Linked DNA regions of Homo sapiens: region 1 is linked to region 2. A link is a contact called in ENCODE Hi-C or POLR2A ChIA-PET data. All regions are on one chromosome and are shown on one strand. The core of a region is the stretch at or near the end of the contact, and the rest is flanking DNA. Distances in the headings are between cores, read along the strand shown.

What was found. A loop is a pair of places that touch in the nucleus more often than their neighbours do. ChIA-PET counts read pairs that join two places held with the same protein, here RNA polymerase II (POLR2A). Pooled maps may share reads with other maps.
Region 1: a map of B cell shows a loop between it and region 2 (18-fold over the local background). The contact joins the promoter of STX11 here to the promoter of LTV1 in region 2. A Hi-C loop is called at or near these places in 4 of 168 maps with a recorded cell type or tissue (B cell, CD8-positive, alpha-beta T cell and naive thymus-derived CD4-positive, alpha-beta T cell), 11 of 37 single-sample maps with no recorded cell type and 11 of 50 pooled maps. POLR2A ChIA-PET finds 5 or more read pairs at or near these places in 1 of 52 experiments (activated CD4-positive, alpha-beta memory T cell).

Annotation. Positions count from the first base shown.
Region 1 is chr6:144,149,149-144,151,848 of GRCh38, forward strand. STX11 (syntaxin 11) reads left to right here and starts at 1,369. Exons shown (of 2, transcript NM_003764.4): 1 at 1,369-1,555. RefSeq lists a silencer at 1,056-1,495.
Region 2 is chr6:143,841,918-143,844,617 of GRCh38, forward strand. LTV1 (LTV1 ribosome biogenesis factor) reads left to right here and starts at 1,421. Exons shown (of 11, transcript NM_032860.5): 1 at 1,421-1,563; 2 at 2,569-2,700. The coding sequence starts at 1,561. RefSeq lists enhancers at 1,225-1,274, 1,455-1,664, 1,855-1,924.

The DNA of each region.
Region 1 (2,700 bases), core at 119-2,618, 310 kb after region 2:
TAAACCTACTGTTTTTCCCTTTCCACATTGTACTATTTTGGAGGAAGTCACTGTGCACAGCCTAGGGTACATGATCTACATAAATTATTTGGAATTATTCTGTATAGGAGATTTGTCTCCTCTCCGCCTTTTATTTATTTATTCAATTATTTATTTATATCAGTGTAGACTCATGGATTTTTTTACTTTGGCTTGTAATCCAATACTACCTTGTTTAGTTTACTTCGTTGCTCAAATGGTTCCATCTTTGGCAACTGGGAGCTTTCAGGTGGTTCCTGTGTCTAAACATTCTGCCATCAAGGCAGGATTCGTTCTTTAGTTTTATTTTTTTTCTTCTCATTCAATTGAGACAGCGTCTCATTCTGTCGCCCAGGCTGGAGTACAGTGGCGCGATCTCGGCTCACTGCATCCTTGACCTCTCAGCCTCAAGTGATCCTCCCACCTTAGCCTCCCGAGCAGCTGGGATCACAGCGTGCGCCACCACGCCCAGTTAATTTTTTTATTTTTTGTAGAGATAGGCTTTCACCACATCGCTCAGGCTGGTCTCAAACTCCTGGGCTCAAGAGATCCTCCCCCTTCGGCCTCCCAAAGTGTTAGGAATACGCGCGTGAGCCACCGCGCCCGGCCCGATTTTTCCTTTTTTGAGTATCACTTCCTTACTTTTCAGCCTCAGCCTTGTTTTTCAAGGTGCTTTACCACCACCTGGCACAATCCACACTTTCTATTTATCCCTCCCCGTTAAAGTGCCGGGACCTGGAGGGTGGGTCTTGGCAGTATTTTTGAGCGCGGTGGGCACACAAGGGGACGCTCAGTTGATATCCAGAGAATGATGAGCCCGGCGGGTGTTGAGGCCGACTGGAGAGAGGTTGGTCGGCAGGGTTCTGGGAAGGCGGTGCTCGGCCTCCGTGTGACCGCAGGCTCCTCGCCCGCGTCCTCGAGGGTCCCAGGGATGCAGGACCTGCCGCAGCTTCCGCAGCCACACCCACGCTCAGAGACGGCTTCCAGCGTCCTCGCCGCGGCAACGCACCGGACTGCAAATGTCACCAGCGCAGCGGGGATTCCCGGGGGAAGTCCAGCGCGCTCCCTGCCCTGGGGACCAGAGGACGAGCGGAGGAAGTGTCTTGGGCGGCAAACATCCCACTCCCCGCGCCGGTCCGCGCAGCCCGCGGGAACGCCCCTGGGCTTGCGGGAGGGGCTGGAGCGCGTCCCCGGCTCCGGGCGGTCCCGAGCGCATGGACTCTGGGTGGGGCGGGAACCCGCGCTCTGTGAGCCGGCTGCCGCCGCGCCCCAGCGCTGTCATCCCGGGGCGGGGCCTGGTCCCCAGCTGTGGTCGCTTCCTAAGCGGCGGGGGCTGAGCCGGCGGCGCCCAGATGCGGCCGCGGCGGCGCGGAGCTCGGGCGGCCGTGGAGGAACTCAGCCTCGGCCGCAGGAGGCGCCGGGAGCGGAGCCGCCGGGAGTCGCGCAACAGGTTTCCTTCTCCATCGCTGCGCCCACAGGGGACGCGCGCCCTGCCGGGAGAGGGGCTTCTCGGTTCGCACTCTCGCTCCCAGTCCAGGTTTGTTTTTCTCTTCCTGAGCCCCCATTTCTCTTCCTGACTATTTTCCCCGTGCGCGGAGAGATCGGGGAGGGCGGGTCGGGGCGGGGGCACTGTCTAGGCTCGGGACCCGCGGCTGTGCCTTAGGTGGGATTTTGGATCTGGCGCAGGTCCTCACGCCGCCTCTGGGCACCTTCGGAAACACAGCATTGGGTTTCTCATATAAAGCAGAATGATTTTTTAAAATTACTTTTAATTTCAGAGGCTGAGGGACTTAGGATTTAGTGCTTCGTAAGAATTATTTTAGGGATACCTGTTGGTAGGCTGCCTTTATAAAGTGTCCACCCAAGACTACTTTTATTTTAAATCGAAAGGCTGGAGTGTTTTTTTATTATCACCTCTTCACTTCCTAGTAGGGTGACTGTGTCAAAAACACCAGAATGGGTACTTCTTGACTTGAACTTGGCGGTGTCACTCAGTAGCCAGGAAAGACGGAGAAATTGATAGAGCCTTCGAGGAGTCCCTTCGAAGCCCACGTAAGACTTTGTTTTAGAAACATGGAGAGAAGTAGTGGCAATGCCTGCGAGAGCCACGCCGTCCTGAGAGGGAATTCTGCCTTTTTCTAGACTCCGCTGACACCAGCTGAGATCTGTATTACTTCCTGTGGTTCTCACGCACTTGTTTCAGCCGTTTCTCAGCAGAGGGAGGAGCTGTTATTTACAGGTATCCAAAAATGAGTCACAGGGCTGCTCTCTTAATTGTGAGACTTTGTTAATGAACTTTTGAAAAGCGAGGCTTGCTTTAAAATGAGACTCTAGATGTGAAATGCCTGCCCTGCCAACCTGGGGCAGTGGTATGGGAAGTGACGATTGAGTTTTCAGTTTCCTAAGGCGCCTGATGTTACAACATGCCAGTAAAGGTCACTGGGCTGATCTAAGATAACCATTGAAATCATGTGCTTTGCCACAGATGCCCAAGAGAAAATTAATTTCATTATTCAATGACCATTTTGCTGTCATTTTCACTGCATGGGAGAAAGGTATCATTTAATGTGGTGATTGTAAGTAACTCTCTAAAATCAAAATATTTCAGACAGTTTGTGTTTACTAAATTGGTGCTAAAACCACATGATGATTTTTGAAGCGGGTGGGTCCCAGCGGGAGCAG
Region 2 (2,700 bases), core at 171-2,670:
TAATTCATTTAAATAAATACTTACTGAGCATATATGCCCCATGCATCAGGCCCCTGATGATACAGCAGTAAGTACAACTGATTGAAAGGAAATGAAAACTGCCCCCTTGGATCTTTTAATTCTATATAATGAATAATAACAACGAATCTCTGGCACATAGGAGTGCTATGTATTATCTCTGTTACAAAGCAATATCCTAAGACAAGTTTTATGGTCCTAACCTAAATTATTTCTATATATATATATTTTTGAGACAGAGTTTCGCTCTTGTCGCCCAGGCTGGAGTGCAATGGCATGATCTCAGCTCACTGCAACCTCTGCCTCCCGGGTTCAAGCTATTCTCCTGCCTCAACCTCCCAAGTAGTTGGGATTACAGGCACCTGCCATCACACCTGGCTAAGTTTTGTATTTTTAGTAGAGACGGGGTTTCACCACGTTGGCTAGTCTGGTCTTGAACTCCTGACCTCAGGTGATCCACCCGCTTCGGCCTCCCAAAGTGCTGGGATGACAGACATGAGCCACCGCGCCTGGCCTATTTCTATAATTTTTACTGTAATAAAAGAATAATACTCCACAAATACTTACAGTGATAATGCCTACGGCATAAAGACACAATCCAGGGTAAGCCATTCATTGAGAGGTCACCAGAAACTGGGAAGTTGGGGAAACAAATTTGAAAAAAAGGTCTGCTGATGAAAGTGACTGCATTTACCACACACTTTCGTCCAAGAAAAGCTATGTGAGTACGCCAACGCCGGCCTGAAATCTTCCTAAGAATGCGTGCTTATAGCCTATTTGTTTAAACAGGGGGAGAAAGTTAACATTCAAACACCAGAGATTCTGAATATATTTTATTAGTTCAAATGCCTCTACAGTTAACAGAGTCTCGGGGGTTTGGTTAACAGGGCAGATGAAAGCAGTTCATGAAACAGTGGAAAATATAACCTGATCAAGTCTGATGCAGTCTATAAAGGCAAGGCCCCAGCCTCCGTTGCTACGGCAACCGACTCCGCCCCCACCCGGAGAGGGAACCTGAAACTTGGCGACCCCAGCACCCCAGCGGGGTGGTCGCCTCCCTTCCGTGTCCGCGGCTTTGTTTTTTATGGTTGGGAATAGGTAAGGGACACAAGTCAAGGGGGATGCTAGATTCGTCCCCTCTGGTCTCCGTAGAGGGAGCTATAAAAGGTTCGTCCACAAGCAGAAACCCCTCTGTGGCGCCTCAACGTTAAGGACCCCCACGATTCCCTTTGCCCGGCGGGAGACTAAAGGCCGGAAAAGTACAGCCCGCCCAGGGGTGGGAGCCGAGCTAGCCCCACCTCCCGGTGGCTTCTCGCGATCGTGGAGACGCAGCGAGCCTATGTAACTTCCGGTCGCGACCCATCAGCTCCTCGGCGATTGGTCCGTTTCCACGGCCGGCTGGGTGACGTTATCGCCGGGTCCTGGGGCTGCACGTGTGGTGAGGCCTACAGAAGCGGCCTTCAGCTGGACCTTGGTCTCCCCGCCGGACTTCGAGGGTGTCATCGCCGCCCCTGTTGGGGGTGAGCGCCGCGCGGCTGCAGCATGGTGAGCAAGCCTTGCTTGTTTCGGCGGCCGAGCGCTGTGGTTTTGCAGAGGCCAGGCTGCTTCCGGTAATACCTTGGCTACTGCGGCCCGGGTCTGGGTCATGCCAGAGGCTGCTTGCGGCACGGTACCCCGAAATGGGCCAACGTCACCACCGTGGGCATTCTTTGCAAGTTACAGTCTCCCACCGCCGAGCCTCCCTGGGATGTGGCCCGGAGAGGAGAATGGCCTTTTTGTTTTATCCCTGGGAGCCTGCAGCCCTGCGTGATTTCGGTTAACTAAAAGCTGGTGACTGCCGACACAAACGCGCAACCCTGTGCTTCTTGGGGTCGAGCAGAGGGAGCTGCTGGTCTCCCTCAGCGTTGGAGTGGCAGGTGTCTGCCTGTCTGTTTCCTCTGAGAAAGGGAACTTGTGGGAGAGCATAAGGTTGGGCCCAAAGTAAAGCCACTTAATTGGTTTCCCAGTTTAGAGAATCAAAATTGAATAGCGAAGTAAGAATGTAGAAAGAGGTGATGGATCTTATTAAACTTTAGCTGTTTGTGTCGTGATTTTATTTACTGGTTGGTAGATGCTCTGTGTGGAGCTGTCTACTCCAGATTATGTTGTGGCAGGCTTCTTGTCATTCTAGTTCAGTCGGCCAGGGGCCTTCCCTGAGCAGCCAGTGTAAAGTAGCTTTTAAGGCATTTTCACGTCACTGTCTTATATTTTCTTCACCGGAAATTATCTTGATTTTCTTGCTAAGAACAGGGACTTTATCTGACTTTCCCACTTCTGTATTCTCAGTTCCCATAACAAGGTCTGGCACAAAGTAGGTGCTCAAGGAATGTTTGTTGAAGGAAGGTTAAGTATGGATTCTGCAGAACACAGCTGATGTTGCCTGCCCTAGAAGTGTAGATTTTTAAAAAGTATCTTTAACATGACTACTAAAGATGCATGTGTGGACTATGGAATTATTCTCCGTCTTTTTGTTCTGTTTTAATTAATTGTTGTGATTTTGTTCCTTTGAAGCCTCACAGGAAGAAAAAGCCCTTTATAGAGAAGAAGAAAGCTGTGTCTTTTCACTTGGTCCACCGGAGCCAACGAGATCCTTTAGCAGCAGATGAGAGTGCACCCCAGAGGGTTCTATTGCCCACACAAAAA